Regions from separate parts of the Homo sapiens genome. Here region 2 is linked to region 1. A link is an interaction called in ENCODE POLR2A ChIA-PET data of the cell type or tissue named here. Cell type or tissue: PC-9. All regions are shown on one strand. Links, peaks and the distances in the headings refer to the core of each region. The heading gives the core; the rest is flanking DNA. Region 1 has its middle 23 kb from the start of NUP160. Region 2 overlaps NUP160 (nucleoporin 160).

The links. ChIA-PET counts read pairs that join two places held together with the same protein. Peaks named below come from ENCODE experiments on the same cell type or tissue, not always from the same donor. Only the 100,000 strongest peaks of a DNase experiment are listed, where the experiment ranks them.
Region 2: POLR2A ChIA-PET joins it to region 1 with 6 read pairs; 4 of 35 experiments call an interaction of 5 or more read pairs at or near these places.

What each region holds. Positions count from the first base shown.
Region 1 is chr11:47,863,502-47,879,639 of GRCh38, forward strand. No RefSeq gene overlaps it. Among named protein-coding and RNA genes, the nearest start is that of NUP160, 23 kb to the left of the region's middle. RefSeq lists an enhancer at 15,815-15,984. In PC-9, for the core only: no CTCF peak of the experiment used is centred there; a DNase peak (open chromatin) is centred at 6,460; H3K27ac peaks cover 858 bases.
Region 2 is chr11:47,802,916-47,819,053 of GRCh38, forward strand. It overlaps NUP160 (nucleoporin 160), which reads right to left. Exons shown (of 36, transcript NM_015231.3): 11 at 15,141-15,209; 12 at 13,031-13,114; 13 at 12,564-12,734; 14 at 10,401-10,500; 15 at 9,967-10,132; 16 at 9,387-9,514; 17 at 9,149-9,309; 18 at 5,481-5,614; 19 at 4,155-4,225; 20 at 3,238-3,397; 21 at 1,634-1,703; 22 at 523-621. It also overlaps the pseudogene RNA5SP340. Among named protein-coding and RNA genes, the nearest start is that of NUP160, 37 kb to the right of the region's middle. RefSeq lists enhancers at 10,465-10,965, 10,966-11,466. In PC-9, for the core only: no CTCF peak of the experiment used is centred there; no DNase peak of the experiment used is centred there.

The DNA.
Region 1 (16,138 bases), core at 4,036-8,035:
TTTGCATTTTAAAAACACATGTTGTGGTTTTTCTGTGATTATCTTTCCACTTCCTGTGTTGTATCTCCTTACTGTAAATATCCTTTTGTATAGTCATGCTTTTTTCCCCTTGCGTCTTACATGTGTGTCTTTCTTAATATTCACTTTCTCCAGTCTTCTACTGTTTATTTTCCCTAATACTAATTTGTATGAGTCCATTGGTATTTTTATTCTCCAACAAGATTTTTTTAGAACCCTGGTTTCAAATCCTAGTCCCATCTTTTATTAACTGTATGGTCTGGGGGAAATTGCATAATTTCTCTGAATGTTTCCCGCTGAAAATAAGGACAATATTAGGTAACCAATGGGAGTATTGCAAGGATTAAATGAGTTTAATATAAATACATAGAGGATCTAGCCTAGGGATGGGCACAAACATGGCACTTAACCCTTGGTATCTTTTCCTTCCTTCTCTCCTTCTGTGTATCCTCTAATACTATGTCTCGAGTTATCTTTCTAAAACACCAACACATACTAAAGGGTCAAGTCTAACCTTAGCAGGTTTTCAGGGTCCTCCTCAAATAAGCCCCAACCCATCTTTGTGGTCTTACTACCTTCTGGGCACATTCCTTATACACATTACTCTCCAACCACACAAATTACTAGCTGTTGCCTAAATATATGTTACTGTTTCTTCTCTCCCTGACTTTGCAAGTGCCATTTTCTGTGTCTGCAAGTCTTTCCTGCTCCTATCTGACAAACTCCTTTGCAAAGCCTTCTCTGACAGCTTGAGGCCCCCATGCTTCCCTCTGACCATAGTAATTTGTTCAAATCTTTACGAATACAATTCCTTATTCAAGTGTCTGTATCATTCACTCACGTATTCGACAAATACTTACCCAGCTGCTACTATGTGCCAGGCAAATTCTGGTGGGAGTGCAAATTCTGGTGGAATTGTGAGATTCCATAAAGGCAGGGGTCCTGTCCTGTCTTGGTGTTTAGCACTGGCGAAAAGCAAGCACTCAGTATTTGTTTGTTGAATGTTGAATAAAATGAGAGCTTTTTTCTTCAATAGTCAAACTGAAAATTATAATGCTACCAAACACTTCCTCAAAGATAAAGGGCACATTTTCTTTTACATGTAACATATTATTGTGTTTATTAACACTTCCAGGGGGCTCAGAAATATTCCTTTGCTTCAAATGTTCTCCATCTGGAAGAGTTTAGCTAATTAAACCAAAGACTACAGATGAGTTGGCCCAATTTATCTCCAGGATGAAATCCTTTTTTTCCTCCAGAGAATTCCTCAGATAAATATCAAGGGTCAATGTTACTTTTAGTAACATACAGTTTTTGAAAGTCTTAAAAATGTTTTAAATTTCTAAATTCGGTTTAAAAATACTTTTGAAAATCTTATTTTTAGTTTAAATTTACCAGTGAACTTTAGTCTACACAAAAGCATTTGTTTTGACTCGAAATGATGCCAAATCACCAACTGGTGAATAAATTGGTAATTAATCTACAAAAGGGAAGTTAGAAAAAAATTCTTTCTCTTCCCCTCCGCCTTTTTTTTTTTTTTTTGGTAAGTTTAGATCCCTGTTAGCGATGATATTCTGTGCAGATTGAAAGCTGACTCAGAGAAAGCTATTATTATCCTTCCTTTTTCAGGGTTTAAAGTTTTCATTATTAACATTTGCCGACATTTTTTAGCTTTCATTCTCGTCCTTACCCTGTTCCCTTCTCCATTCCCTTCTAATGTGTAGAAACATGTGAGCCCTGTTTTCTTGGATTCATTTGGATCTCCCTTTGTGCACTTAACAGGACAATTATGAAAATTCATGTGCTGATTACATGCTGATTTTTTTGAGCTTCAGAATGAAAACACTGTAGGCCAGTCGTGATGGATCATGCTTGTAACCCCAGCACTTTGGGATGCCAAGGCAGGCGGATCACCCGAGGTCAGGAGTTTGAGACCAACCTGGCCAACATGGTGAAACCCCATCTCTATTAAAAATACAAAAATTAGCTGGGTGTGGTGGTGGGCGCCTGTAATCTCAGCTACTCAGAAGGCTGAGGCAGGAGAATCACTTGAACCTGGGAGGCGGAGGTTGCAGTGAGCTGAGATCACGCCACTGCACTCCAGTCTGGGCAACAACAGTGAGACTCTGCCTCAAAAAAGAAGAAAAAAAGGAAAAGAAAAAGAAAACACTGTATAACTTCAAATTAACATCAATTAAATAATGTCCACAATAGCTGAGTTTTATTTATGTAAATTTAGTTATTCAGCTAAGCTGAATTTTTTTTCTCTAGTTGGAGACAATTTATCCATCTCCTGGGTTATATCATGAGATTTAAACTGATGGGCCCTGATAGGAAGAAGCTAAATTAGATTTTAATCAAAGAGATACTATGCAAAACTTGGTAGTGAAGAAAGGAAATCTAATGTCCAATACTGCCATCCTTGCCAGGCAATGTCCTTGTATGTAGAACTGACTCAACAGAATTTTCTTTTTTTTTTTGAGACAGAGTTTCATTCTTGTTGCCCAGGCTGGAGTGCAGTGGCGTGATCTCAGCTCACTGCAACCTCCGCCTCCCGGGTTCAAGCGATTCTCCCACCTCAGCCTCCCTAGTAGCTAGGATTACAGGCATGCACCACCACCCCTGGCTAATTTTGTATTTTTAGTAGAGACAGGGTTTCTCCATGTTTGTCAGACTGCTCTCGAACTCCTGACCTCAGGTGATCCACCTGTCTCAGCCTCCCAAAGTGCTGGGATTACAGGCATGAGACACCGTGCCTGGCCGGAATTTTCTTTTTCCTTTTTTTTTTTTTTGAGATGGAGTCTCGCTCTTGTTGCCCAGGCTGGAGTGCAGTGGTGCGATCTCGGCTCACTGCAACCTCTGCCTCCCGGGTTCAAGGGATTTCCCTGCCTCAGCCTCTCGAGTAGCTGGGACTATAGGCGTGTGCCACCAGGCTTGGCTAATTTTTTGTATTTTAGTAGAGACAGGGTTTCACCATGTTGGTCAGGATGGTCTTGATCTCCTGACCTCGTGATCAACCCACCTCGGCCTCCCAAAGTGCTTGGATTACAGGCGTGAGCCACTGCGCTCAGCCCAGAATTTTCTTAAAAGCTAAAAGCACGCAGGGGTAGGTTGGAGAGAGAATTTTCGAGAGTGAAACAGAACACAGAATTTTTTAGAGTGAAACTACTCTGTATGATGCTATGATGGTAGATACATGTCAAAACTCACAGAATATTCCACTTGAGGCCATGAGTTCAAGACCAGCCTGGCCAGCATGGTGAAACCCCGTCTCTACTACAAATACAGAAATTAGCTGAATGTGGTGGCGTGCAACTGTAATCCTAGCTACTTGGGAGCTTGAGGCAGGAGAATCGCCTGAACCTGGGAGGCAGAGGTTGCAGTGAGCCGAGATTGTGCCACTTCAACCTGGGCTATAGAGCAAGACTGCGTCAAAAAAAAAAAAAAAAAAAGCTAAAGTCAGTATGGGGTCAAAGAACCTACAGAAGTTCATCTGGCTCCATTTAAATGAGGCCTTCTTTGAGTGCTCGTTCACATCCTATTCAACCCTCTTTTACATGCCCTCCTGGGACTGTCTCTCAGCCTTTCCCAAGACTGTCTTCCTCCTTCCAAATTCTTCTTCTTTTTTTTGAGACGGAGTCTCGCTCTGTTGCCAGGCTGGAGTGCAGTGGTGCAATCTCGGCTCAATGCAACCTCCACCTCCCAGCTTCAAGTGATTCTCCTGCCTCAGCCTCCTGAATAGCTGGGACTACAGGCATATGCCACCATGCCCAGCTAATTTTTGTATTGTTAGTAGAGATGGGGTTTCGCCATGTTGGCCAGGATGGTCTTGATCTCTTGATCTTGTGATCCGCCCACCTTGACCTCTCAAAGTATTGGGGGGATTACAGCATGAGCCACCGTGCCCTGCCCTCTTTTTTTTTTTTTTGAGGCAGGGTCTTGCTCTGTTGCCCAGGCTGAAGTGTGGTGGTGCAATCTCAGCTCACTGCAACCTATGCCTCTCAGGCTCAAGCCATCCTTCTACCTCAGTCTCCTGAGTAGCTGGGGCTACAGGCATGCACCACCACACCTGGCTAATTTTCATATTTTTTGTAGAGATGGGGTTTCGCCATGTTGCCCAGGCTGGTCTCGAACCCCTGAGCTCAAGTGATTCACCTGCCTCGGCCTCCCAAAGTGCTGGGATTACAGGTGTGAGCCACTGCACCCAGCCCCCATTCTTCTTTGTGGGGACAAAAAGGTCAAACAAGGACAAGGGTTAGGGAATGGCTGGGGAATTCAGATAATTGAGTTAAACAGATAGGTTCTTTGGTCACCATAGCTTCAAATAATAGATTTGATCAAATCCTGAATGGTGTTTGGCATTTTATAGGACCTCAAAAGTTTGGATAGCTGTCACCACACACTTTTCTCATTCCTCTTCTCTAAGGCCCCCATAGCATTTCCTCGGAAATCATTCTATTCATCCTTTATTCCCTGGTAGTGTCAGAGGAGATTAGTCACTTTTTCCAGCCTCTGGCAGAAATGCTTCTGCTAACTTGTGCCTTGGTATTATAAGGAAGGTCCATGAAATTCATCACTGTGCTTTGAGAAAGATGTTATTGACCGGGCACCATGGCTCATGACTATAATCCCTTTGAGATCAGCCTGGACAACATGGCAAGACCCCGTTCTCTACAAAAGATAGAAAAATTAGCCAGGTGTGGTGGTCCTGTAGTCCCAGCTACTTGGGAGGCTGAGGTGGGAGGATGGAAGCCCAGGAGGCAGAGGTTGCAATGAGCCGAGATTGAGTCACTGCACTCCAGCCTGGATGATAGAGCCAGACCCTTTCTCAAAAAAAAAAAAAAAAAAAAAAAAAAAAAAAAAGCTGGGGTGCAGTGGCTAAAGCCTGTAATCACAGTATTTTGGGAGGCCGAGGCAGGTGGATCACCTGAGGTCGGGAGTTTGAGACCAGCCTGACCAACATGGAGAAACCCCATCTCTATAAAAATACAAAATTAGCTGGGTGTGGTGGCACATACCTATAATCCCAGCTACTCAGGAGGCTGAGGCAGGAGAATCGCTTGAACCTGGCAGGCAGAGGTTGCGGTGAGTTGAGATCACGCCTATGCACTCCAGCCTGGGCAACAAGAGGGAAACTCCGTCTCAAAAAAAAAAGAGAAAAAAAGGTATTAGGGAAATTCCTTTGGGAGGACTCATGGGAAAGATTATAGCTCTAGAAGAATTGTGCTACACCTATGCAACTGATATGTTTATCCTTTAGAGACTATGCATTTTGTACCTCATCTGATTTCTCCCTTTGTGTTGATTACCAGGAGTTTCTTTTCTTCTTCTTATACTTTTTTGAGATGGAGTCTCGCCCTGTCACCCAGGCTGGAGTGCAGTGGTGCAATCTCAGCTCACTGCAACTTCCGTCTCCCCAGTTTAAGCGGTTCTCCTGCCTCAGCCTCCCTAGTAGCTGAGATTACAGGCATGCATCACCATGCCCAGCTAATTTTTATATTTTCTGGTAGAGATGGGGTTTCACCGTGTTGGCCAGGTTGGTCTCAAACTCCTGACCTCAAGTGATCCACCTGCCTCGGCCTCCCGAAGTGCTGGGATTACAGGCATGAGCCATTGCACCTGGCCTTACCAGGAGTTTCCGAGTCAACTTTTATGCCATCTATAGCAAAAACTTCATGACTTGCATCTTACCTCTATACCTTTACTTTCCCTTTGCTATGTGGTTTCTGTTTCAAATTTATTTTATCTTGCTATAGTGTTTGTATAAGTGGCCTTTAGATTATTCTTGTAAGAAGATAGGGTATAGATAAATAAGTAAAATAGACATTTGTAGATAAGAAAATCCAGAGAAAAGTGAGTTCTTTAAGGCAGCAGATAGCTCCATTGATAAAACCTAGGCTTGCCACAGATTACCCACAGTACAGTGAAGATTATATTAGAAAATGCAATGCCCTTTTAAGCGCCATGTCAATCCTTATAATATAGATAAATAAAGCAGCGGGTGTGTGAATTGCATTCAAGTCATGGAGCCCAGGAACCATTGAATGAATGGTAAAGCAGTACTCTAGGAAGGTCTTTTTCAACTTGGTTGTTAGTGCAGATTAGATTCTTCTACAGGAGAAAAGTCTCAAGTGACCCAAAGGAAGTGATTCATAGGGGACAAAAGCAGAGGGTGGTGACAGAAGCCTAAGATGGTGTCCCAGAGGGAAAGTGGGCAGTGCCAAGCAGAAACTACAAAAAAAAAATAAGCATTTGTTGAAAGACAAGTTCATAAGCCATCCAAACCAGGGTCACAAGCTCCCAACAGAGTGGCTAGAATCTCTGCTGATGAATTGAAGGAAATTTGCAATAAGGAAAAATACACCCATTTGAAAAGAAATCCAGTTCATAAGGTCAGCCCAACCCAAAACATCAGTGAACAGGAATTTGGTTCACTGAACAATACCAGTCTTGGTCCTACAGTGGCCAACTCATTCCTTTACAAAGTGAATACAGTTCACACCTATTTTTGTACTGAAAATTCTACAGAATAGCTTTAAGAAAAATCCTGGACAGTCAGGAACTCTAAAAAAATTTGACCTTGTTTTCTAGCACAGCTGGGTGGCAGTTTGTGTCCCTTTTACGATGTTAGCAATTGCCAGTTTCACTCAACTGCCACAAATGGGGGTAGTAAAATTCCAATTACCTCATACATGGAAACTCTATTAGGAGAGACAGACAATGTCACATTTATGATATTTTACATTTAAATACCAGCAAGTAACAAATGCCCACAGGCTATGCCAAGGACAAGTAAATAATATCAATCTCTTGTAGATATGATGACCATAATAATTATAATCGCTCATACTTACATAGTATTTGCTATGAGGCAGGCATGGTGCTAAACATTAACACACATTAACTCATTTAATTTTATCCTCACAACAATCTCCTTTAAGGTAGTCACATAAGGTAGCTACATATAGGCTTGGCCATTTCCTTCTGTTCTCCCCTCCCCTCCCCTCCCCTTCTCTGTCTGTCTCTCTCTTTCTTTCCTTCCTTCCTTCCTTCTCTCTCTCTCCTTCTCTCTTTCTCTCATTCTTTCTCTCTTTCTCCCTTCCTTTCTTCCTTCCTTCCTTCCTTTCTCTCTCTCTCTTTCTTTCTTTCTTTTCTTTCTTGACAGAGTCTCATTCTGTCACCCAGGCTGGAGTTCACTGACATCATCATGGCTCACTGCAGCCTCAACCTCCCGGGCTCAATACATTCTCCCACCTCAGCCTCCCGAGTACCTGGACTATAGGCATGTGCCACCATGCCTGGCTAACTTTTGTATTTTTTTTTGTAGATACAAGAGACAAGGTTTCACCTTATTGCATAGGATGGTTTTGTTAAACTCCTGGGCTCAAGCAATCTGCCTGCCTCAGCCTCCCAAAGTGCTGGGATTACAGGAGTAAGGCACCGAGCCCGGCCTGGCTTTGCCGTTTTCAGTGTGTCTATACTTATACGTCTCACTGTCATACACTAGGTCAAAATTACCCCAATCTTGAATATTTACTGCCCCCTTCAAATTCTTTGGGCAAGTGGGGTAAGGAGTACCAGATCTACCATTCATTGAATCCCTGCACTGTGCCCAGCTCTGTGCTAGGTGCACACATCCATCACAACCCCCCACTTTTTTTTTTTGAGACAGAGTTTCCCTATTTTTGCCCAGGCTGGAGGGCAGTGGTGTGATCTTGGTTCACTGCAACTTCTGCCTCCCAGGTTCAAGTGATTCTCGTGCCTCAGCCTCCCGAATAGCTGGGATTACAGGTGCCCACAACCACCCCGGGCTAATTTTGTATTTTTAGTAGAGACGGGGTTTCACCATGTTGGCCAGGCTGGTCTCAAACTCCTGACCACCTCAAGTGATCTGTTTGCCTCCACCTCCCAAAGTGCTAGGATTACAGGTGTGAGTCACTGCACCTGCCCAGAATTTGCATCCTTAACTATGATTCTATACTGTCACTGTGCCAGACTCCATTTGAGGGGCTGGGTGTCCCAACTGCTTTTGGGTTTAAGATTTTGAAATATGTTGGAACATCTAATTTTTGAGCTTCTATAACTGGTCTTAAGTCATGGAGTTGGGGACATTTGCAGTTCTTTTCACGGGGATAAAGTAAACTTGGGTACATCCCAACAAGTGAGATGCACTGATTCCACCATAAGAACCATGTGGTGAGGGCCATGCCTTAGGGGTGGGGGAGCTACAAGACAGAAGAGCTGGGCCTCTGATGGCATTGAGGAATGAGCTGCTTCACCGTGGAGGGGGACAGACTTGTTTTGTTTAAACCACTCTATTGGGTCTTTGATACCTGCACATGCACCTTACTAATAGACCTCTGAATTTTTTTTTTTTTTTTTTGAGACAGAGTCATTCTGTGCTCAGGCTGGAGTGCAGTGGGGTAATCTTGGCTCACTGCAACCTCTGCCTCGCAGGTTCAAGTGATTCTTATGCCTCAGCCTTCTGAGTAGCTGGGATTACAGGCATGTGCCACCACACCCAGCTAATTTTTGTATTTTTAGTAAAGATGGGATTTCACCATGTTGTCCAGGCTGGTCTCGAACTCCTGGCCTCAAGTTATCAGCCTGCCTCAATCTCCCAAAGCGCTGAGATTACAGGCGTGAACCACTGCACCTGGCCGATATACCCTCTAAAAATTAAACTACTTGTTTTGATCACCTCCTACTTATCTGTTGGGAAGAGAGGGATGCTTGCCCTAGAATTATGGAGATGGCCAAACCCGTGACACCCAATACTGGGCAGATGAGACCCACAGCAGTTTATTAGTCACATAGATTCAGGCAGGGGAGGACTCTGCCCCTCACAGAGCCACATGGCGGTTACACCCGGGAAAAGAGTGAACTGTCAGGGGCTGGAAGGGTCAAGCTTTGCAGTATCAAGAGGGTGAGGGGCTTCCTGATTTCTTAAGGAGGATGTGATTGGCTTGTTTGAATAATTCCATGGGAACTGAAACCTGCTACTCAGGAATAAGCAGGAATTGCACCTAGTCCATTTGATAGTGAGGGTTATCTGGCTAGAGGATCTTATCCACCGGAGCAGAGTGGGGAGGAAAACTTGCTGTCAGGCCACTCAAGGCCCCCCACACCCAGTTCCAGTCAAGACAGCACATAATATTGATTTTAGGGTGGGGTGTGGTGGCTCATGCCTGTAATCACAGCACTTTGGGAGGCCGAGGCGGTGGATCATGAGGTCAGGAGATCGAGACCATCCTGGTCAGCATGGTGAAACCCTGTCTGTACTAAAAATACAAAAAATTAGCTGGGCGTGGTGGCGGGCACATGTGGTCCCAGCTACTCGGGAGGCTGAGGCAGGAGAATGGTGTGAAACCGGGAGGTGGAGCTTGCAGTGAGCTGAGATTGCACCACTGCACTCCAGCCTGGGCGACAGAGCCAGACTCCATCTCAAAAAAAAAAAAAAATTGATTTTAGGCCTTACATCACACTACTGACACATGCAGGGAATCAGAGTCAGGTTATGTAGCCCCTCTGGAAACAATAATGTGACTCCAAAGACATAAATGTAAGTTGATTAGAAGTCTTTTTTTTTTTTTTTTTTTTTTCCGAGACAGAGTTTCCCTCTTGTTGCCCAGGCTGGAGTGCAATGGCGTGATCTCAGCTCACCACAACCTCTCCCTTCCAGGTTCAAGCAATTCTCCTGCTTCAGCCTTCTGAGCAGCTGGGACTATAGGCACCTGCCACCAAGCCCAGCTAATTTTTGTATTTTTAGTAGAGACAGGGTTTCACCATGTTGGTCAGGCTGGTCTCAAATTCCTGACCTCATGATCTGCCCGCCTTGGCCTCCCAAAGTGCTGGGATTACAGCCGTGAGCCACTGTGCCTGGCCAGAAGTCTTAAATAGAAAGAAAGAATGTATTCATTAAATAAGGATTTGATCAAACCAGAAGATGGAACATTTCCTGTTCTTTCAAGCACTGACCAGGAAGACTCAGCCAACATACTTGTAGGATTTCTGGTCCCATTGACTAGTCACCCTTGTTGTGGAGATGGAAGCATCTGATTAGGAGAGTCCGATGCCATTCGCCTTTAAGTCCTTGTTCTCCGCAGCAAGCACCTTCTCATTCATTCATTTGCATTCAACAGATTTATTCAAAGCTGACTTTTTTTTTTTTTTGAGATGGAGTCTTGCTCTGTCGCCCAGGCTGGAGTGCAGTAGCGCAATTTCAGCTCACTGCAGCCTCCACCTTCCAGTTTCAAGCGATTCTCCCTGCCTCAGCCTCCCGAGTAGCTGGGATTGCAGGCACCTGCCACCACAGCTGGCTAATTTTTGTATTTTTATTAGAGATGGGGTTTTGCCATGTTGGCCAGGCTGGTCTTAAACTCCTGACCTCAGGTGATCTGCCACCCTCAGCTTCTCAAAGTGCTGGGATTACAGGCATGAGCCATCGTGCCTGGGCACATTATGATTTATTTTAAAAGAGCACTTAAATGTCATATGGAAAATAACCATTTTTAGCTTTGAGGAAGGAGCCAGAGTAAGGTAGGGACACCAGCTAGGAGTTTCTACAGGAGTCCAGATGAGAAATGATAGTTGCTTAGAACAGGGTAGCTGACTGGAGAGAAGTGGACGAATCTGAAACATACTTTTGAAGTACAATCCTTCTGACTTGTTGGTGGGTTGGATGGGGTAGGAGAGAATGGGGGAAAGAGGAGGAAAGTATGGCTCCCAGGTTTCTGGTTGGAATGGTGGGCAAGAATGATGGAGTAAAGATTAGAGGAGTAGATTAAGAACTAAGTTTTGGGCCAGGCGCAGTGGCTCACACCTGTAACCCCAGCACTTTGGGAGCCCCAGGTGGGTGGATCACCTGAGGTGAGGAGTTCAAGACCAGCCTGACCAACATGGTGAAACCCTGTCTCTACTAAATACAAAAAATTAGCCGGGCATGGTGGCAGGTGCCTGTAATCCCAGTTACTTGGGAGGCTGAGGCAGGAAAATCACTTGAACCTGGGAGGCAAAGGTTGCAGTGAGCTAAGATTGTGCCACTGCACTCCAGCCTGGGCAACAAGAGCAAAACTCTGTCTCAAAAAAAATAAAATAAAATAAAAAAAGAAGAACTTACTTTTGGATATGTTGATATGTTAGTTTTTTGTTTTGTTTGTTTTTTGATATGTTAAAGATATCTTTTTTTAAAATTTATTTTTATTATTTATTTAGTTATTCATTTGAGACAAGATGGTGCAATCTTGGCTCACTGGTACCTCCACCTCCTGGACTCAAGCAATCCTCTTGGCTCAGCCTCCCAAGTAGCTGGGATTACAGGCACATGCCTCCATGCCCACCTAATTTAGTAGAGATGGGGTTTCACCATGTTGACCAGGCTGGTCTCAAACTCCTGACCTCAAGTGATAGGCCCACCTTGGCCACCCAAAATCCTGGGATTATAGGCATGAGCCACTGCGCCTGGTTGAGTTCAATGTGACCTTGAACTTCTGGGCTCAAACAATCCTCCTGAGTAGCTGGGACCACAGTCACGTGCCACTGCACCCAGCTGATTTAAAAAAACGTTTTGTATAGGTGGAGTCTTGCTTTGTCATCAAGGCTGGTCTCAAGCTTCAATCTATCCTCTCACCTTGGCCTCCCAAAGTGCTGGGATTACAGGCATGAGCCACTGTGCCCAGTCTGGTATTGGGGGAACCCGCCCCCAATATTTCAACGTAGGTTCTTTCTATTTTCTGTAAGAGTCAGCCAGCTGAGAAATAAAGAGAAAGAGAAAGAGTACAAAGAGAGGAATTTTTTTTTTTTTTGAGACGGAGTCTTGCACTCTTGCCCAGGCCGGAGTGCAGTGGTGTCATCTTGGCTCACTGCAAGCTCCGCCTCCCGGGTTCACGCCATTCTCCTGCCTCAGCCTCCCGAGTAGCTGGGACTAAAGGCACCCACCACTACGCCTGGCAACTTTTTTGTATTTTTAGTAGAGATGAGGTTTCACCGTGTTAGTAAGGATGGTCTCAATCTCCTGACCTTGTGATCCACCCACCTCAGCCTCCCAAAGTGCTAGGATTACAGGCGTGAGCCACCGCACCTGGCCCAAAGAGAGGAATTTTACAGCTGGGCTGCCGGGGGTGACATCACATATTGGTAGGACTGTGATGCCTACCTGAGCCACAAAACCAGGAGTTTTATTAAGGATTTCAAAAGTGGAGGGGGTGCAAGAACAGGCAGTAGGTCACAAGATCACATGCTTCAAAGGGCAAAAAGAACAAAGATCACATGCTTCTGAGGAAACAGGACAAGGGCAAAATCAGAAACTCCTGATAAGGGTCCAGCAAAGATCACAAGGCAAAGGGCAAAAGCGGAATTACTGATAAGGGTCTATGTTCAGCGGTGCACGTATTTTCTTGATAAACATCTTAAACAACAGAAAACAGGGTTCAAGAGCAGAGAACCGGTCTGACCTCAAATTTACCAGGGCGGGGTGTTTCCCCACCCTAGTAAGCCTGAGGGTACTGCGGGAGACCAGGGCGTATTTCAGTCCTTATCTCAACCGCATAAGACAGACACTCCCAGAGCGGCAGTTTATAGACCTCCCCCAGAAATGCATTCCTTTCCCACAGTATTAATCCTTGCTAGGAAAAGAATTTAGCAATATCTTCCCTACTTGCATGTCTGTTTATAGGCTCTCTGCAAGAGGAAAAATATGGCTCTATTTTGCCCGAACCCACAGGCAGTCAGACTTTATGGTTGTCTTCCCTTGTTCCCTGAAAATCGCTGTTATTCTGTTGTTTGTCAAGGTGCACTGATTTCATATTGTTCAAACACACATGTTTTACAATCAATTTGTACAGTTAACACAATTATCATAGTGGCCCTGAGGTGACGTACATCCTCAGCTTACAAAGATAACAGGATTAAGAGATTAAAGTAAGACAGGTGTAAGAAATTATGAAAGTATTATTTGGGAACGGGTAAATGTCCATGAAATCTTCACAATTTATGTTCCTCTGCCGCGGCTCCAGCTGGTCCCTCCATTCGGGGTCCCTGACTTCCCACAACAGCCTGGCATGTCTTTAAATCATTCAAGTGGAGATATCAAGTAGACATCTGGGTATATGAGACAAGAGCTCAGAAGAGTAGTCCAGGGTAAAGTTACACATTTGGGAGCAGGACTGGTTACATAATTTGTGGGACCCAGTGCAAAATGAAGATAAATAGCCTCATGTTAAAAAATTATTAATAACTTCCAGACGTCAAGAGGATAACATCAAACCAAGCACAGAGACCTACAGGTAACTGCACAGGTCACTTGCCCATGAAGCCTATATGCGATATTTAATTTGGAAATTGATCAGATTATTTATGGAGAGAGAGTTATCAGGAGAAGGAATGGGGACCCCAAATAGGACCTTGAAACCTGTGTATATGCTGGTAGTCACAATGAGACAATACTGTACGATCCCACTTATGTGAGATACCTAGAATAGTCAAATGCATAGAGAAGGAAAGCAAAATGGCAGTTGCCAAGAGCTGGAGGGAGGTGGGAATGGGGAGTTCATGCTTAATGGGTACAGAGTTTCACTGTGGGAAGAAAAAGTTCTGGAGATGGATGGTGGTGATGGTTGCACAACAATATGAATGTATTTAGTGCCACAGAGCCATACACTTAATTAAAATGGTTAAAAATGTTAAATTTTGTTATGTATATTTCACCACAAAAAAAAAATGCTGGCCAGGCATGGTGGCTCACACCTGTAATCCCAGCACTTTGGGGGGCCTAGGCAGGAGGATCAACTGAGGTTAGGAGTTTGACACCAGCCTGGCCAACATGGGGAAACCCCGTCTCTACTAAAAATACAAAAATTAGCTGGGTGTGGTGGTGTGCACCTGTAATGTGAGCTACTCGGGAGTCTGAGGCAGGAGAATTGCTTGAATCTGGGAGATGGAGGTTGCGGTGAGCTGAATCGCGCCACTGCACTCCAGCCTGGGCGACAAGAGCAAGACTCCCTCTCAAAAAAAAAAAATTGCTTTTCTCTCTACACTTCTATTATCCTTCATGTGCCTGGCTTTTCTTTTCCTACCTCTCTGGCCACTTCTCAGTCTCCTCAATTCCTTCTCTACCTGAATGAGAAATGCTGCAGTTCTTCCTTTCTTCCTCTATTCCTTCCTCCCTTCCTCCCCTTCTCTCCGTCCCTTTCTTCTTCTCTTCCCTCCCCTCCCCTCCCCCTCCCTCCCTCCCTTCCTTCCTTTCTTCCTTCCTTCCTTCCTTCCTTCCTCTTTCTCCACAAATATTTATCTATTGTGTGCTAGGAATAAACAGGGAACAAAAGATACAAACTCTCTCTCTCATGGAGCATATATTCTACTGATTGAGAGATGGTCTATAAACAAATAAACAAGTAAACATGTAGTATTTTAGATGGTCATAGAGCTACAGAAAAAAAAAAGCAGATTAAGGGGAATTGGAAGAACCAAGGATGGGAAAAGGGTTGCTATTTTTTTTTTTTTTGAGACAGAGTCTTGCTCTCTTGCCCAGGCTGGAGTTCAGTGGCGCAATCTCGGCTCACTGCAACCTCCGCCTCCCTGGTTCAAGCAATTCTCCTGTCTCAGCCTCCCAGGTAGCTGGGACTACAGGCATGTGCCACCACGCCTGGCTACTTTTTTTCTATTTTTAGTAGAGATGGGGTTTCACCATGTTGGCCAGGCTGGTCTCGAACTCCTGACCTCAAGTGATCTGCCTTCCTTGGCCTCCAAAAGTGCTGGGATTACAGACGTCAGCCACCACACCTGGCCAGGGTTGCTATTTTTTACAAGATGATCTGCTAAAGTTACATTCGAGTAAAGAACTGAAGACAGTGGGAGAGCAAGCAATGCTATTATCTGGAAGAGCCTTCTAAGAGGATCACAGCAAGTGCAAAGGCCCTGAGGAAGAATAGAGGTTCCCAAGATTGGAACAGGCAGAAAAAGGAATGGGTGGTAAGGAAGAAAGATGACTTGAGAAACTTGTCTGTGCTGAAGAGCAGAGAAATATTATTATTATTATTTTTAGAGAAAGGGTCCCACTCTGTTGCCCAGGCTGGAGTGCAGTGGCGTGATCATAGCTCACTGCAACCTTGAACTCCTGGACTCAAGACTCAAGTGATCCTCCTGCCCCAGCCTCCTGAGTAGCTAGGACTATAGGCATGCACAATCATGTCTGGCTAATTTTTTTTTTTAAGTGAAAGCAAATTTATTAGAGAAGTAAATAAACGAGCAGGGCATGGTGGCTCATGCCTGTAATCCCAGCACTTTGGGAGGCTGAGACAGGTGGATCACCTAAGGTCAGGAGTTCAAAACCAGCCTGGCCATCATGGTGAAACCCCATCTCTACTAAAAAATAGAAAAATAGAAAAATTAGCTGGGAGTGGTGGTGGGTGCCTATAATCCCAGCTACTTGGGAGGCTGAGGAAGGAGAATTGCTTGAACCCAGGAGGTGGAGGTTGCAGTGAGTTGAGATCGTACCACTGCACTCCAGCCTGGGTGACAGAGTGAGACTCCATCTCAAGAAAAAAACAAAGTAAATAAACAAAAGAATGGCTACTCCATAAGCAAAGGAGCCTAATTTTTTTTTTTAATCTATTTTTTTTTTTTTGTAGAGACAGGGTCTCTCTATGTTTCCCAGGCTGGTCTCAAATAATCCTCCTGCCTCAGCCTCCCGAAGAGCTGGGATTACAGGTGTGAGCCACAGTGCCCAGCCAAGAAATATTGTTTATTGAAGGTTTGCTATGCTCTCACTTTGTGTGAAGTGCCAAGGTTAGAGCAGAGAACCGACAGAAGTGGTTCCTGACCTCATGGAGCTGACAGTCCAGCAGAGGAGAGACAGGTTTGACAAACAATGATTCAGCTCCACTTTCGATGAGTTCTCTGAGAGAGTGGTGGAGGGTGAAGGGAGTGTGTTATAGTAAGACAACACCGAAAGAGGGGAAGGGAGGAGGGATCAGAGGGGGCGTCTTGGAGGAAGTGACACTTGACGGATTACGATTTGGTGTCCCCTGTGCCTCCACCTTCAGGGAGCAATGCCCTGGTTCTGGTGACATGGGCACTCAGGGTCCCCATGGCAGTTCCTTCTCATTGAGTGTCACCTCCGTCA
Region 2 (16,138 bases), core at 9,950-13,949, 55 kb before region 1:
TTGAGGCAGCAGTGAGCTGTTGATTACACCACTGCACTCCAGTCTGGGTGACAGAGCAAGACCCTGTCTAAAAGAAATAATAAAATAAGTAAATAAGTTTGATTTATAAAAATGTATCCTGGCCAAACGCGGTGGCTTATGCCTGTAATCCCAGCACTGGGGGAGGCCAAGGTGGGAGGATCGCTTGAGTCCAGCCTGTGCAACATAGTGAGACCCTGATTTTACAAAATAATAATAATAATAATAATAATAATAATAATAATAAAAGGAATCTCTAAAAACACACAGGGGCAGGAGAGTTCTAATATTTTCTTATGTTCCTGAGTCCTATCTAAATTGCAGAATACAAGAAAGTAGTCCTTACATGTATATAATGCCTTTGACTGGCATTAGTACAGTCTTCTTTAACTTTATGTAGAGGATTCTATGTCTCCCATCCCCTAAAACCTAGTCAAATGGAAGCTAAGCAACTTCCTTGCGTTAAAGTTTATAAAGTTTATTTGCCATTCAAATGTAGTTTACCTTCTGTCCTTCTCCTGTAACTAGGTAACACCTTCCCAGCATAAATCGACAGGAACCAACATTGACTTGACACCAGGGATGTAGCAGTTGAATATAATCCTTAAAGGCATAAAAGGTGCTTTCTGATTAGAAAATAAATGTTACTTAAGGAGATACTCATTCCCAAGTTATTCGTCACAGAGGATGAAAAGACAGTGTTTGAACAAATGTTTTATTTCCTGACATAATTCTGATATTAAAACCTACCCCTGTTGCCTTCCTTCTTCATCCATTCCCCCTTTCCTTACACAAACAGGAGTCCAGTAACACACATACACATACTTTACATCTCAGCAATTTTCCAATTTTTGGTATTTATTGGTTCAATGACTAGATTCCAGTAAAGGATTTATATGAAAACAATAGTACATTTGAATTACTATGAAGAAAACCTAGCAGAGACAAATTCTTAAAAAGACACTCTAGAGGCCAGGCACGGTGGCTCATGCCTGTAATCCCAGCACTCTGGGGAGACGGGTGGATCACCTGAGGTCAGGAGTTCGAGACCAGCCTCGCCAACATAGTGAAACCCAGTCACTACTAAAAATACAAAAATTAGCTGGGCGCGGTGGCACGTGCCTGTAATCCCAGCTACTCGGGAGGCTGAGACAGGAGAATTGCTTGAACCCAGGAGGTGGAGGCTGCAGTGAGCCAAGATCATGCCACTGCACTCCAGCCTGGGCAACAGAGTGAGACTCCGTTTCAGGAAAAAAAAAAAAAGATACTCTAGAAAAAATCACGTTAGGAATTATACTGTCCAGAGAGAAGTAGAGAAAAATCTCTCTCTTTAAAAATTTATTTTATTACTTTCTTTAAAAGCCTTTAGAACCAGGTATTCTCTCAGCCAAGTACTAACCATGCCCAACCCTATTTAGCTTCGTAGATCAGACAAAATCAAGCAAGTTCAGGATGGTATAGAAATAGAGAACAATCTCTTTGGGGTATGTCTTCACATAATCAAGTTTAAATTATTGTGGTTCTTTAAAATGCAGTTAACATTTACAAAGAAAAAAATTCAGCAATCCCATGCTTTACAAGAATGTGTAGACATGAAATGTTCAAAGGAACTCACCTGCAATTGTACATATTGGCAATTTCCCATCAAACATTCTAGAAAGAGACAACCAGGATTGCTAGGCCATCTAGTCATTGGTTAAGGATATTTCTTAATTTTTGTTGGCAAATCTTAAACATATACATTGGGCATCAAATTCAGAAAAGTCCATAAAATAGCTTAATTTACATAAACAAGGCAGAGAAGTTGGCCAACCACATGTTCTTTCATCATCACTAGAATACAGTTAAACAGTTACTTTTATACCAGGAGACTTGTTATAGTGCTTAGAACTCAGATAACTATGGAATAAAGCATCTATTTCACCAGGCACGGTGGCTCACTCCTGCAATCCCTGTACTTTGGAAGGGTAAGGTGGGAGGACTGCTTGAGCCCAGGAAATCAAGACCAGCCTGGGCAACACATAAGAGTCCTGTCTCTAAAAATAAATAAATTTTTAAAAGCCTGTATTTCATTCCTGGGTGTTCATTTTCAATTCCAGCTGGTGTACCGCAGAACACAGTATTGGTGCCAGTGGACATCCAGCACATAACATGGTACCTGGCATATAGAGTCATTCAATAAATATTTGTTGAATGAATGTCTTTTTTTTTTTTGAGACAGAGTCTCACTCTGTCGCCAGGGCTGGAGTGCAGGGGCATGATCTCAGCTCACTGCAACCTCTGCCTCCAAGGTTCAAGTGATTCTCCTCCCTCAGCCTCCTGAGTAGCTGGGACTACAGACGCATGCCACCAAGCCCAGCTAATTTTAGTATTTTTTTGTAGAGGCGAGGTTTCACCATGTTGGTCAGGCTGGTCTTGAACTGCTGGCCTCAAGTGATCTGCCCGCCTTGGCCTCCCAAAGTGCTGGGATTATAGGCATGAGCCATTGCAGCACCCAGCCAAATGAATAATGTCTTTTTTTTTTTTTTTGAGACGGAGTCTCACTCTGTTGCCCAGACTGGAGTGCAGTGGCGCAATCTCGGCTCACTGCAAGCTCCGCCTCCTGGGTTCATGCCATTCTCCTGCCTCAGCTTCCAAGTAGCTGGGACTACAGGCGCCTGCCACCATGCCTGGCTAATTTTTTTTTGTATTTTTAGTAGAGACAGGGTTTCACCGTGTTGTCCAGGATGGTCTCGATCTCCTGACCTCGTGATCTGCCCGCTTCTGCCTCCCAAAGTACTGGGATTACAGGCGTGAGCCACTGCGCCTGGCCGAATAATGTCTTAAAACAGACCTAGGTATTTCATTACATAGGCAGAATAAGAACCTTAGACTATTTAGATAGAAGAGAGCTGCTTTTTTTTTTGAGAAGGAGTCTTGCTCTGCCGCCTAGGCTGGAGTGTGGTGGCGCGAGCTTGGCTCACTGCAACCTCCACCTCCCAAGTTCAAGCAAGTCTCAGCCTTCCGAGTAGCTGGGATTACAGGTGCAGGCCACCACGCCTGACTAATTTTTGTATTTTTAGTAGAGGTGGGGTTTCACCATGTTGGCCAGGCTGGTCTCGAACTTCTGGCCATAAGTGATAAACCTGCCTCCACCTCCCAAAGTGCTGGGATTACAGGTGTGAGCCAACATGCCCGGCCAGAAGAGAGCTTTTCACTGGCTTCTAAATAAAAGGATACAAAAGCTGCAATAAATAACTGGTAATTGCAGTAATCATTTCAGGCCAATTCAATCCAGTTTGGCTCAGAGGTGCCTTTGGCTGAGAGAAGAGGTGAGATATAATGTGTTTTCTTGCAACTTCTTGGAAGAATAACTCCACAATAGTCTGAGGACTAGATACTTAAAAAGAAAAAGTTATGACAGTTTTGTGTAGTGGTAATTATCAATTTTCAATTAAAATAGTCTATCAATTCATTTTATGCTTGTAACAAACAATTTAGCACTTCAAAACAGAAAATGTATCACGGGTATATATCCAGTGGCAATATAAATAAAAGTAGTCTGTAAATTGTGAGGCACTATAAAAATGCAATAAAAACACCATTCACATCAAAGTTATAGTCATTTCTTTTCACTGATCTCACAAGACTTAAGTGCCTTCCCTAGAAATTCTTCATGATAAATACAATTAGCCCCAGGATTTCAACTTTTATACCAGAACAATACAAAATAAATTCTCCAGAATAATGGTTTTCAAACATGAGGGATACTTTTAAATATCTGTTGACTAAGATTACAAAAGTTACCATGAACGAATAAATTTTTAAATGATTTTGTTAATCACTGGAGCATCAAAACAGAATGGGAAAGCAGCTATACACACACACACACACACACACACACACACACACACACACACACACACACACACACACACACATATATATACCATATCCTTAACATATGCCTGATCTGGTACTACAGTTTCACAGACCCCATGCCACAAACGGAGATCTCAGGCCACAGCTTACTCATGCCTTCTGAAAGCAAAGAGCCTAGCCAACCTTTCTATGGCAAAGGTGGCAAAAGACCACTTTAATGAATATGCAATAAATCCCCAGTTTAAAATGAAATGTGTACATAGTCCACTCCTTACCAAACCTATTTGCCATTAAAGCACCAGAGTCTGTTAATTCCAGTACTGATAAGTGTTGGAGATTAGACTCCCTGTGAGAAAAGGGGAAAAGACAGCTTAGTAAATTCTCCTATGCTAAACATTACTTCTACAAGCTCTTCTACGAAGAACACTGTCAATTTAATTAATAAATTGCACATAAAAGCTCCACTGAAAGCACAAAAAAAATTGGAAATCATTATAATATAGATTGTTGCCCATAATATCACTTCGTGACCCTTCAATGAGGAGCCAGAGCAAACAGGATGGTTTATCTTATTGAAAATGTGAATCTCGGCGGGGTGTGGTGGCTCATGCCTGTAATCCCAGCACTATGGGAGGCTGAGGCGGGTGGATCACCTGAGGTCAGGAGTTCAAGACCAGCCTGGCCAACATGGTGAAACGCCACCTCTACTAAAAATACCAAAAATTAGCCAGGTGTGATGGCAGGCGCCTCTAAACTCAGCTACTCTGGAAGCTGAGGCAGCAATATTGTTTGAATCAGGGAGGTGGAGGTTGCAGTGAGCCGAGATCGCACCATTGCACTCCAGCATGGGCAACAAGAGCGAAACTCCATCTCCAAGAAAAAAAAAAAAGTGAATCTTGTAATTCTTGGATTTGGCTATAAAGAAGCTCAGCCTACCTAAAGTAACAAGCGTAACATTTTGTGTATGGTCTTTCCTTCTGGTTTCATCGTATTTTATATTCAACATAATTTATATGTACACACAAACGTGTAGTACATAAGTATAATACATAATTTATTTGTACACATACATACAGTCTATGATTACATGTGACTTATTTTCATTCTTATAAGTTGCCTTCAACCTGTAACAAATAAAGGCACCAAAAAGCTCTCTGAATCTTAATGGCATATAATTTTACGGCATCCTGTTAAAAATCTTTTTCCCGGCTGGCGTGGTGGCCCACGCCTGTAATCCCAGCACTTTGGGAGGCCAAGGCAGGCAAATCACCTGAGGTCAGGAGTTTGAGACCAGCCTGGCCAACATGGTGAAACCCCATCTCTACAAAAGTACAAAATTAGCTGGGCATGATGGCAGGTGCCTGAAATCTCAGCTACTTGGGAGGCTGAGGCAGAAGAATCACTTGAACCTGGGAGGCGGAGGTTGCAGTGAGCCGAGATCATGCCATTGCACTCCGGCCTGGGTGAGAGAGAGCGAGACTCTGTCTCAAAACAAAAACAAAAACAAAAACAAAACACTAAAACTTTTTCCCTTTAAGACAAGGGGAAAAATAATTAAACTCACAATTTACATTTTAAATAATTGGGATAATGAAACTCACAGTGTGTCAAGTGGAACATCAGTTGCCAAGCACTCACTTCCCCATTTAATGAGGTAATAAGATAAGAGTAGGGGAGCTGTTCGATGTAGTAGGTCTTGCTGAGCTTGAAAGAGCTGACCAGTTCCCCAAATCACCTATACATTATGGGTAGGTGGACCAGACAAGAAATTATAGCAATTAGTAATGGTAACTCTTACGGCTCAGGTGGAGGTAAAATAAAATAACAAATACAAAGGTCACAATACTGTAAAAGCAACACGTTTTACATTTTACGGTAGCAAGTGGCAAAATATCTTCCCAAACATTAACAGTCAAAAAATAATCAAAAACAGCTCACCAAGTAACGGAAGCTCATGATGAAAAGAAACCAACAATAAAAAGCTTAACTTTCATTAAATCTGTGGGTTCAGAATTAAAGAAGAGGGCCAGGCACAGTGGCTCACACCTGTAATCCCAGCACTTTGGGAGGCTGAAGCAGGCAGATCACTTGACCCAAAATTTCGAGACCAGACTGGACAACACAGTGAAACCCCGTCTGTAGTAAAAATTACAAAAATTAGCCAGGCATGGTGGTGGGCGCCTGTATTCCCAACTATTTGGGAGGCTGAGGCAGGAGAATCGCTTGAACCCAGGAGGCGGATGTTGCAGTGAGCTGAGATCGCGCCACTGCACTCCAGCCTGGGTGACAGAGCAAGACTCCGTCTTAAAAAAGAAAAAAAAAAATTAGCCTGAGTGGTGGTATGTGCCTGTAGTCCCAGGTACTCAGGAAGCTGAACTGAGCCCAGGAAATCAAGGCTGCAGTGGGCCGAGATTGAGCCACTGCACTTCAGCCTGGGCACAACAGAAGTGAGAACTTGTCTCAAAAAAAAAAAAAAAAAAAAGAATTGAAGAGACACAGGGAAATCTAAATTCTCTCATATACTGCTGGTGCTGGGTAAAAAAACAGGTATGACCATTATTATAAGCAAATTTGGCAGTACTACCAAAAGCCTTAAAATGTGCATTACCTGTAGACCAAATTCTAGTTTTTAGAACTTATTCTAGAGATATAATTAAAGATGTACAGAAAGTGGCCAGGCACGGTGGTTGACACCTGTAATCCCAGCACTTTGTGAGGCTGAGGCAGGCAGATCACTTGAGGCCAGGAGTTCGAGACCAGTCTGGCCAATATGGCGAAACCCCATCTCTATTAAAAATATAAAAATTAGCTGGTGTAGTGGTGCGCATCTGTAATCCCAGCTACCTGGGAGGCTGAGATATGAGAATTTCTTGAACCCAGGAGGCGGAGGTTGCAGATTGCACCACTGCACTCCAGCCTGGGCTACAGAGCAAGACTCTCAAAAAAAAAAAAAAAAAAAAAAAAGATGTGCGGAAAATTATGGACATAAAGGAAAAACTGGCAACAAAAAGAAAAATGTTGAGATTTATAAAGTGGAAGAACAGAACAACCAGATTACAAAAAATACTATGTAGTTTATTTAAATTTCACAAACAAACCAAAAAGAATGTGCATGGAAAAAAACGTATATAGCAAAATTTAAGTAGTAATCACTGGGTAGAAAATTATAAATTTTTTAAATTTTTGCTTATATATATTTTGTAAAGGTTCTACAATGAATATCTTATTACTTCTGTGTTCAGAAAAATTGACAAAAGTTATAATTTAAAAAACAAAAAACCTGAAAAAAATGGAAGAATCTACATAGATCAAAAAGAACTTAGTAAAGGCTAACCAACCTAACAGACTTTCAGGAAAGGTTCATTTTTCAACTTGGTGATCTTAAACAAATTATCTTCCCAATTTTTTTTTTCTTTTTTTTGAGATAGGGTCTCACTCTGTCATGCAGGCAGAAGTGCAATGGCGCAATCACAGCTCACTGCAGCCTCAACCTCCCAGGCTCAGGTAATTCTCCCATCTCAGCCTCCCAAGTAGCAAGGACTACAGGCTTGCTGCACCATGCCCGGCTAATTTTTGTATTTTTTTGTAGAGATGAGGGTTTGCCCAGACTGGTCTCAAACTTCTAGGCTCAAGCAACCAGGCCACCTTGGCCTCCCAAAGTGCTGGGACTATAGGTATGAGCCACCACATCTGGCCTTTTTCTTACTCTTGCTTGAAATTCTACCATTAGCGATGTATCTGGGTTTATAATTTCTTTTTTTTTTTTTTTGGAGACAGAATCTCGCTCTGTCACACACGCTGGAGTGCAGTGGTGCAATCTTGCCTCACTGCAAACTCTGCCTCCTGGGTTCAAGTAATTCTCATGCCTTAGCCTCCTGAATGGCTGGGATTACAGGAGTGTGCCACCAGACCCCGCTAACTTTTTTGTTTTAATAGACATGGAGTTTGGCCATGTTGGCCAGGCTGGTCTCGAACTCCTGGCCTCAAGTGATCTGCCCACCTCAGCCTCGCAAAGTGCTGGGATTACAGGTGTGAGCCACTGTGCCCAGCCTGAGTTAATACATTCTGACTTAAAATGTATAAGTACATTTATACATTTTAAGTCAGAATTAAAATGGGAGCCCCAAAGGACTTTTGGCTATTTACACATTAATATGAATTGGTTTAATTAGATTCCTTCTTTGACAGGCTCAAATGAGATTACTGACTTAGAAAAAAATGGGATGTCTGACTGTGGGGAGAAAAATAATTTCTTAGCATGGGACATTCAGTAGGGTGGGTGATTAGGACTATATATTAGCAACAAGAGTCTGGTGGTCTAAGAAGAACAGAATGAAAAAGAAAGCACAGAATAGAGTTAGGAGGACCACAAAGATAAACCTGCATCTCAAAACTGTGTTTAGGGTAAGCCTTGCACTGTAGAGAGTTCTTAGGTTGGGCAAGGTGGCTCATGCCTGTAATCCCAGCACTTTGGGAGGCCGAGGTAGGTGGATCACCTGATGTCAGGAGTTTAAGATCAGCCTGGTCAACATGGTGAAACCCTGTCTCTACTAAAAATACAAAAATTAGCCGGACACGGTGGCACGCACCTGTAATCCCAGCTACTCAGGAGGCTGAGGCAGGAGAATTGCTTGAGCTGAGATAAGGCCACCACACTCCAGCCTGGGCAACAGAGCAAGATTGTCTCAAGAAAAAAAAAAAAAGAGAGAGAGACAGGAAAAAAAAAGAGTTTTCTTTTTCTTCCTCCATACTAAAGGGTATGCTTACCACATTCATAGTTACTAATAATACTACATTTTGGGAGAGCCAACTTGGGAAAATTTTCCACTACTACACATACAAAGGTTAAGAGTAAAGCAATCTGCTTCATGTATGTTTTTTAAAATCTACTGTTAAGTTCCAGGGTACATGGGCAGGATGTGCAGGTTTGTTACGTAGGTAAACGTGTGCCATGATGGTTTGCTGCACAGATCAACCCAACACCTAAGTATTAGGCCCAGGATCCATTAGCTATTCTTTCTGATGTTCTCCCTCCCCACCGTCCCCTCCATATATGCTCTTAATCTATACTCTCACAAGGATTACAATGCTTATTCATTCTTAATTCAAAAATATTTATAGAGCATCTCATAAGGCCAAGCTTGGGAGAATAAAGCAGTGAACCAAGACAAAAGTATCTGTGCTAGTAGGGCTGACATTTTGCTCCTAAGTGCTTGTAGGCCTATAACAGGTTTTAGATTTTACAAGTTTTCCCTCAAGCAGTACTTACAGCATCTCCAAGCCTCATTAACAGCTGCTGTAAGATCAAAAGATCTCTGCAGATCAGGAAACGAGTACTGGCGATTTTATGCACCCCTCTGCACACAATATACCCTGCTGTGTTACTACCATAGAGCTGGGTAAGATTCATTCGAATATTCAAAGGCTGAGCTGTAAAAAGAAGAAAAATGGAGTTGAATGCATCATTGTTTTAATCAAAGAGGCACATTTGTTGTTCTGTCATTTACCTGGATTGAATCCCTTTTCCATTTCCACTTCTGTTTCATAATCCATTTCCCGTATAAGTAGTCCAATTGCATGGATTGGGTTCCTAATCTCTTGCAGTTTACTACAAATATCCTCCATCACATTTTCTCTATAAGGACAATTACAAAACTCTTATTACTACCGAGAATACGTAAGGCAAGTTCTATATGTCCTATAAGCTAAATACATTATGAAACAAGAGAACCAGATAAAGGAATGAAGATAATCACTCTGGCATATAAGATACAGTCCCTATGCATAGCAAATTTCCTCTCAGTTTTTCATAAACAACACACAAAACAAACATGAGAAGAACACTTTTGCTTTTTAGAATTTTTAGCTCGGTTAATTGTTAAAGCATATTTTATAAGTCTATTTCTAGACTTGAAGTCGTGTTAAATTTTCTGTTAAAAGTAGAAATATGTACTTAGAATCATGGCGCATCAGTTTGACTTTAAGCTACTATTCTGTACGCTCTGGAACATACATTAAAATTCCAACTTTGGCGCTAAAAATGCTGAATTTCCATTAGGAAATGCACTTTACCCTAATTCTCCTTACACATCAATAGTGATCATATCTTCCAGAATCTGCTCTGCAGCCTTTTCCGGAGACTGTAGGTTATAACAACTCATTTCCATTATAACTGACATATCCACAGTTACTGACTCTTCAATCAGCCGGAGGCATTTTATAAGACATATGACATCCCGAGCGATGTCCACATCTACAAATAAGAGAAAGTTAACATTTATGTCTTAAGCCAATGACAATCTATTGATTGATATTACATTAAAATGTTAATAATTAAATGACAAGAAATCTATCTGAGGTCTCAGAGATGCTTTGGTCTCTTAAGTGTTCATTAAAATATTTGTGGTGTGGTAAAGTGACCAAGACAGGTGTGGCAATCGATATTTTTTGTATCCATGTGAAACGAAGCATAGGGTTTATATAGGAAGGGGATTAAATATGGACATAACAATTACTATTACCATCAGATATGGTTGTCTCATCTTCTGTCAAAAGGTTCTCATAAGGCAGGAGATACAAATGATCCACTAAGGATGAGGGAATAAGGAAAGACAGGTACCCCTGGAAATACAAATTTTCCAGTTACATTTTTGTCAGTAAAATTTTAAAGGTATAAAATAATTGAGATGTGCATCTTATCATGAGGCAAACCCAAGTTGCAATACACTCTATAAAATAATAGGTGTAAGTCTTGGCTGGGCACAGTGGCTCACATCTGTGATCCCAGCAGTTTGGGAGGCTGAGGTGGGAGGATCACTTGAGCCAAGGAGTTCAAGACCAGCCTGGGCATCATGATGAAACCCCATCTCTAAAAAAAAAAAATTAGCCAAGTGTGGTGGCACACAGCTTTAATTCTAGCTGCTAGGGAGGCTGGGGTGGGAGGATCACCTGAGCCTGGGAGGTTGAAGCTGCAGTGAGCCTTAAGAGTGCCACTGGGCCGGGCGCAGTGGCTCACGCCTGTAATCCCAGCACTTTGGGAGGCTGAAGTGGGTGGATCACGAGGTCAGGGGATCGAGACCATCCTGGCTAACACGGTGAAACCCCGTCTCTACTAAAAATACAAAAAATTAGCCAGGTGTGGTGGCGGGCGCCTGTAGTCCCAGCTACTGGTGAGGCTGAGGCAGGAGAATGGCATAAACCCAGGAGGCAGAGGTTGCAGTGTGTTGAGATCGTGCCACTGCACTCCAGCCTGGGTGACAGAGCGAGACTCTGTCTCAAAAAAAAAAAAAAAAAAAAAAAAGAGTGCCACTGTACTGCAGCCTGGGTGACACAGCAAGACCCTGCCTCAAACAAACAAACAAACAAACAAACAAAAAAAAGAAACAAGCATAGTCTTCAAATAACATCATTCTCATGAAAGACAAAGAAACGCTGATAACAGTTTGAGGTTAAGCTAAAGAGACACAATAACTAAATACATATATTAGATTGGATCCTGGACTTTGGGAGGCCAAGGTGGGCGGATCACCTGAGCCCAGGAATTTGAGACCAGCCTGGTCACAACATGGCGAAACTCCGTCTCTATTAAAAATACAAAACTAGCCAGGTGTGGTGGCGCGTGCCTATAATCCCAGCTACTCTGGAGGATAGGCAGGAGAATCGCTTGAACTCAGTAGGCGGAGGTTGCAGTGAGCCGAGATTGCACCACTGGACTCTAGCCTGGGCGACAGAGCAAGACTGTCTCAAAAAAAAAAAAAAGATTGGATCCTGGATCAGGAAAAAAAATTATGGGCACAATTGGCAAAATCTGAATATAAACTATATATATATATATGTTATATTTGGCAAAATTTGAATATAAGCTGTATAATATTATGTCAATATCAAATAACCTGATTTTTAAATTGGGCTGTGGTTATTTAATATCTGTGTTCTTAGATACATGCTGAAATATTTAAGGATATTTAAGGATAAAGGAGCATGATATCTACAACTAACTTCTCAGTAGTTCAGGAAAAACTGTTTAGAGAAAGAAGAAAAGCATATGGAAGTTAACAAATGATGAATCCAGATGAAGGGTATACAGGAATTCTTTGTGCTATTCTTGTAACTCTTACCTTAAGTTGGAAATTACTTCAATATAAAAAGTAAATAGGCCGGGTGTGGTGGCCCACGCCTGTAATCCCAACACTTTGGGAGGCTGAGGCGGGTGAATCACCTAAGGACAGGAGTTCAAGACCCACCTGACCAATATGATGAAACCCCACCTCTACTAAAAATACAAAAATTAGCCGGGTGTGATGGTGTACACCTGTAGTCCCAGGTACTCAGGAGAATTGCTTGAATCCCAGAGGCGGAGGTTGCAGTGAGCTGAGATCACACCACTGCACTCCAGCCTGGGTGACAGAGCAAGACTCCAACTCAAAAAAAGAGAAAAAAAGAAAAAGAAATAAATACAATAAAATACAAAAAAAGTATAGAGAATAACACAGAAAACTATTTAAATGAATGAATCACAATTTTAGGGGAAAAAATACAAATGCAAAGTCCTAAATGCTAACCGCAACATTCACCAGACTAACATTCGGCAAGAGCCACTGAACTTTTTGTTTTCTGAAGGCATTTTGTTATAACAGCCACTGAACTGTCTCAAGAAGGTCTTCTCTATGCTTTAGCTCACTTACTTTTTTCAGCAGGCACACCATGTTTGTGTGTGGATTCAAATGTAGGGCAAGAGGGTGAGAGAGGGCTTCTTGATACTGAAGACAACAGGCATAGAACTTGCACCAGAATTCTTGTTGTAAATTTCGAAACTCCTCCTGGGAGAATTCATACTCTGTTACACTTCCTTGAAGCTGGCAAAGAAGAAATGAAAGAAATTAAACTTTTGATGCCATTCAGGATCTTTGTCCACAAAAAACATAATTGTCCAATATCATTATACTAAGCTACAGCCAAATGAATATTCCTTACGTATTAAAGGCCATAGACTATGCAAATGTGTATCTGATTCTCTAGTTAAAAGGTTTAAACATTTATATGTTCCAACAAACAAGGTCAAGTGAAGAATTCCAGTAATTCCTCGGTCAGTACCAATCTGCCCTATATCAAGATGGAAGGAATTCTTATTCTTTCTCTACCCAAGCCTCACCTCATTTTCAACAGCTAAAGTAACTTCTTTCTTCAGTTCACTCCAGGAAAGATCCAAATTCCTCTCAGTTCCTCGGCAGAAAATCTAACATTAAAAGACATTTTAGACTTCTATATAATAGCCAAAACTGAATGGAAAACGTTTCAGTTTAGAAGACATAGAGGCAATATAAAACTATATAATAGAGATTTGGCATACCTGGAACACACATCACCCAAGAGAAAGTTAAGAAACTGGGTGTATTTAGTCTGGAGAAAGGTGACCTGGAAAGATTCTTAAAATACTTGAAGGGTTGATTTATAGAAGAGAGGCTTCCTTTTCAATGACACAGTTTGGGAATAATAACTCCCACAAGAGGTAGTGACAAAGTGGTCAGTGGAGGTAGAGACAATTAAAGGCTGAATAACTATCACAAAAGCCTCAGAAGGCATTTCTGTTTTATGTGGGAGGTCAGTCTAAAATATTCTAATATAATTTTCAATTATATGAGTTATTGTATTTTAAATCCATCCATGAAGCTAAGTAGTAATTTAAAGAAGCCTATGCAAGCTGGGTGTGGTGGCTCATGCCTATAATCCCAGCACTTTGGGAGGCTGAGGCGGGTGGATCATTTGAGGCCAGGAGTTCGAGACAAGCTTGGCCAATATGGCAAAACCTTGTCTCTACTAAAAACTACAAAAATTAGCCGGGTGTGGTGGCATGCGTCTGTAGTCCCAGCTACTTGGGAGGCTGAGGCAGGAGAATCACTTGAACCCAGGAGGCAGAGGTTGCAGTGAGCCAAGATCGTGCCACCGCACTCCAGCCTGGGCAACAGAGCGAGACCCTGCCTCAAAGGGAAAAAAAAAAAAAAAGTCTATGTAACTTTTTGTTGTTGTTTTAATAGAGATGGGAATCTTGCCATGTTACCCAGGCTGGTCTTGAACTCCTGAGCTCAAGCAATCCACCCCCTTGGCCTCCCAAAGTGCTGAGATTACAGGTGTGAGCCACTGCACCCAGCCAGAAGCCTTTGTAACCTTAAAAAATCCTTTCAGTTTTTTTTTTTTTTTTTAAGATAGGGTGTCACTCTGTTTCCCAGGCTGGAATGCAGTGGCATGATCAAGGCTCACCATACCCTTTACCTCCTGGGCTAAAGCAGTCCTCCAACCTAGGGCTCCTGAGTAGCTGGGACCACAGGTGCATGCCACCACACCTGGCTATTTTTCTATTATTATTATTTTTTTTAGAGATGGGGTCTCCCTCTGTTGCCCAGGCTGCTCTCAAACTCCTGGGCTCAAGTGATCTTCCCTCTTCAGCCTCCCAAAATTTTGGGATTACAGGTGTGAGTCACTACCGTTGGCCAAAGAATCCTTTTGTAAAGCACTGGGCTTCTCTTATACAATGAATTTGAAGCCAAAAACTTTTTTTTTTTTTTTTTTTGAGACAGAGTCTCACTCTGCCGCCAGTTTGGAGTGCAGTGGCGCAATCTTGGCTCACTGCAACCTCTGCCTCCCGGGTTCAAGAGATTAATTCTTCTGCCTCAGCCTCCCGAGTAGCTGGGACTATAGGCGTGTGCCACCACGCCCGGCTAATTTTTGTATTTTTAGTAGAGACGGGGTTTCACCATGTTGGCCAGGATGGTCTCGATCTCTTGACCCCGTGATCCATCTGCCTCAGCCTCCCGAAGTGCTGGGATTACAGGCGTGAGCCACCACGCCCGGCCTAGAGTTTTCTTGAATCTGAACCAAGTCAGACCTTCACTGTCCTAATAAAAAGGTTAAAACAGTATAACCAAAACTAAACAAAAAACCACTTTAAGTTTCTCTCAAGTACAGAGATTCTATACAGTGCAGTATGGTATCTTTTTACAGTACTGTAGGTAGAGGTTTCTCTTTCTAACTCTGGCATGTGTCACTGATTACTGGGAAAGTGGTCCCCCCTCCAACCTCTCCACCATGAATACTGTATTTAATGGAAAGAACATTAAAAAAATTATAAAAGTATTTACAAACACACATATGTATGAATACAGAAGTACATTCAGTGTTTAATATATGCAAAAACTTAATAGTAATTATATACAGTAATAAAATAAGAAATAGTCTTAAACAAACAGTAAATTTTTTTTGCTGACCTGTAAAGCCTTACATAAAGCTTCATTTGTGAATTGTCCTGGTGTAAAAAGACTTTGCAGATACATCTCCTATTAGAACATTAAAACAAAAGTTACTATTGTCCTAAACAAAATTTGGAATTCAACACATAACACCAAAGTTTGAGTTTCTACTATATGAACATTGCCATTTTGCCCTTCTATATGTGGGCAATAACAGTAGTGCGGTTACATGTTTTCACACTGAAAGTGAAGACTGCAATGTCTTTGAGTCAACTAGAGGTACTATACTTAAAATGGTGTGTTCCTCACGGAGAGCTTCATTGGGTTCCGGCAGAAAACAAGCTTTGTCAAATGCCAATCTTAAATGGAAGAAGCAAATCTAATTGGTGATATACACTGGTAAGAGAACAAGTAAACGAAGCTGGTTTCTACACCATCTATGGTATTCATTTTATGACTCACATGTAAAAGAAATGGAACCAGTAATAATAGGTATTATATGCAAACAAAACAAAACAAAACAAAACAAACAGCAATAAACTCTCACAAGTAGGGAAATGAAGTAGAGAGAACAACATGGAAAAATCTCATATTGCCTAATGATTTTGACCAACTCTCCTAAACCAGATTTGCCCCCAAGTAGTAAATCTGACTAACAGTCATTCAAGTTTCCTTCCTTCTACTGAGATGATAAAATGACCAAAATGAAGGAGAAAAACAACAGTTTTAGTAATCAGCATATGATTTTGGCTTTTAGACAAAAGCCAAGTGCCAGTAGTTAACTGGAACAATAAATAACTACCACCAATAAACTCTTGGGATTAAGAGTGCAGTAATATTCAATTTAAGATTTTTGAAGTATGTTTTCTACTCCTGCAAATAGTCATTGTTTCAGATCCCAAGCCCATAATCTTTAATGTCATTGTAATACTAAGGCATCAACTGAAAGCTTTTTTATTTATCCTGAGGGTGTCCCTTAAAAATGTGGAGATTTGGCCGGGCACGGTGGCTCACGA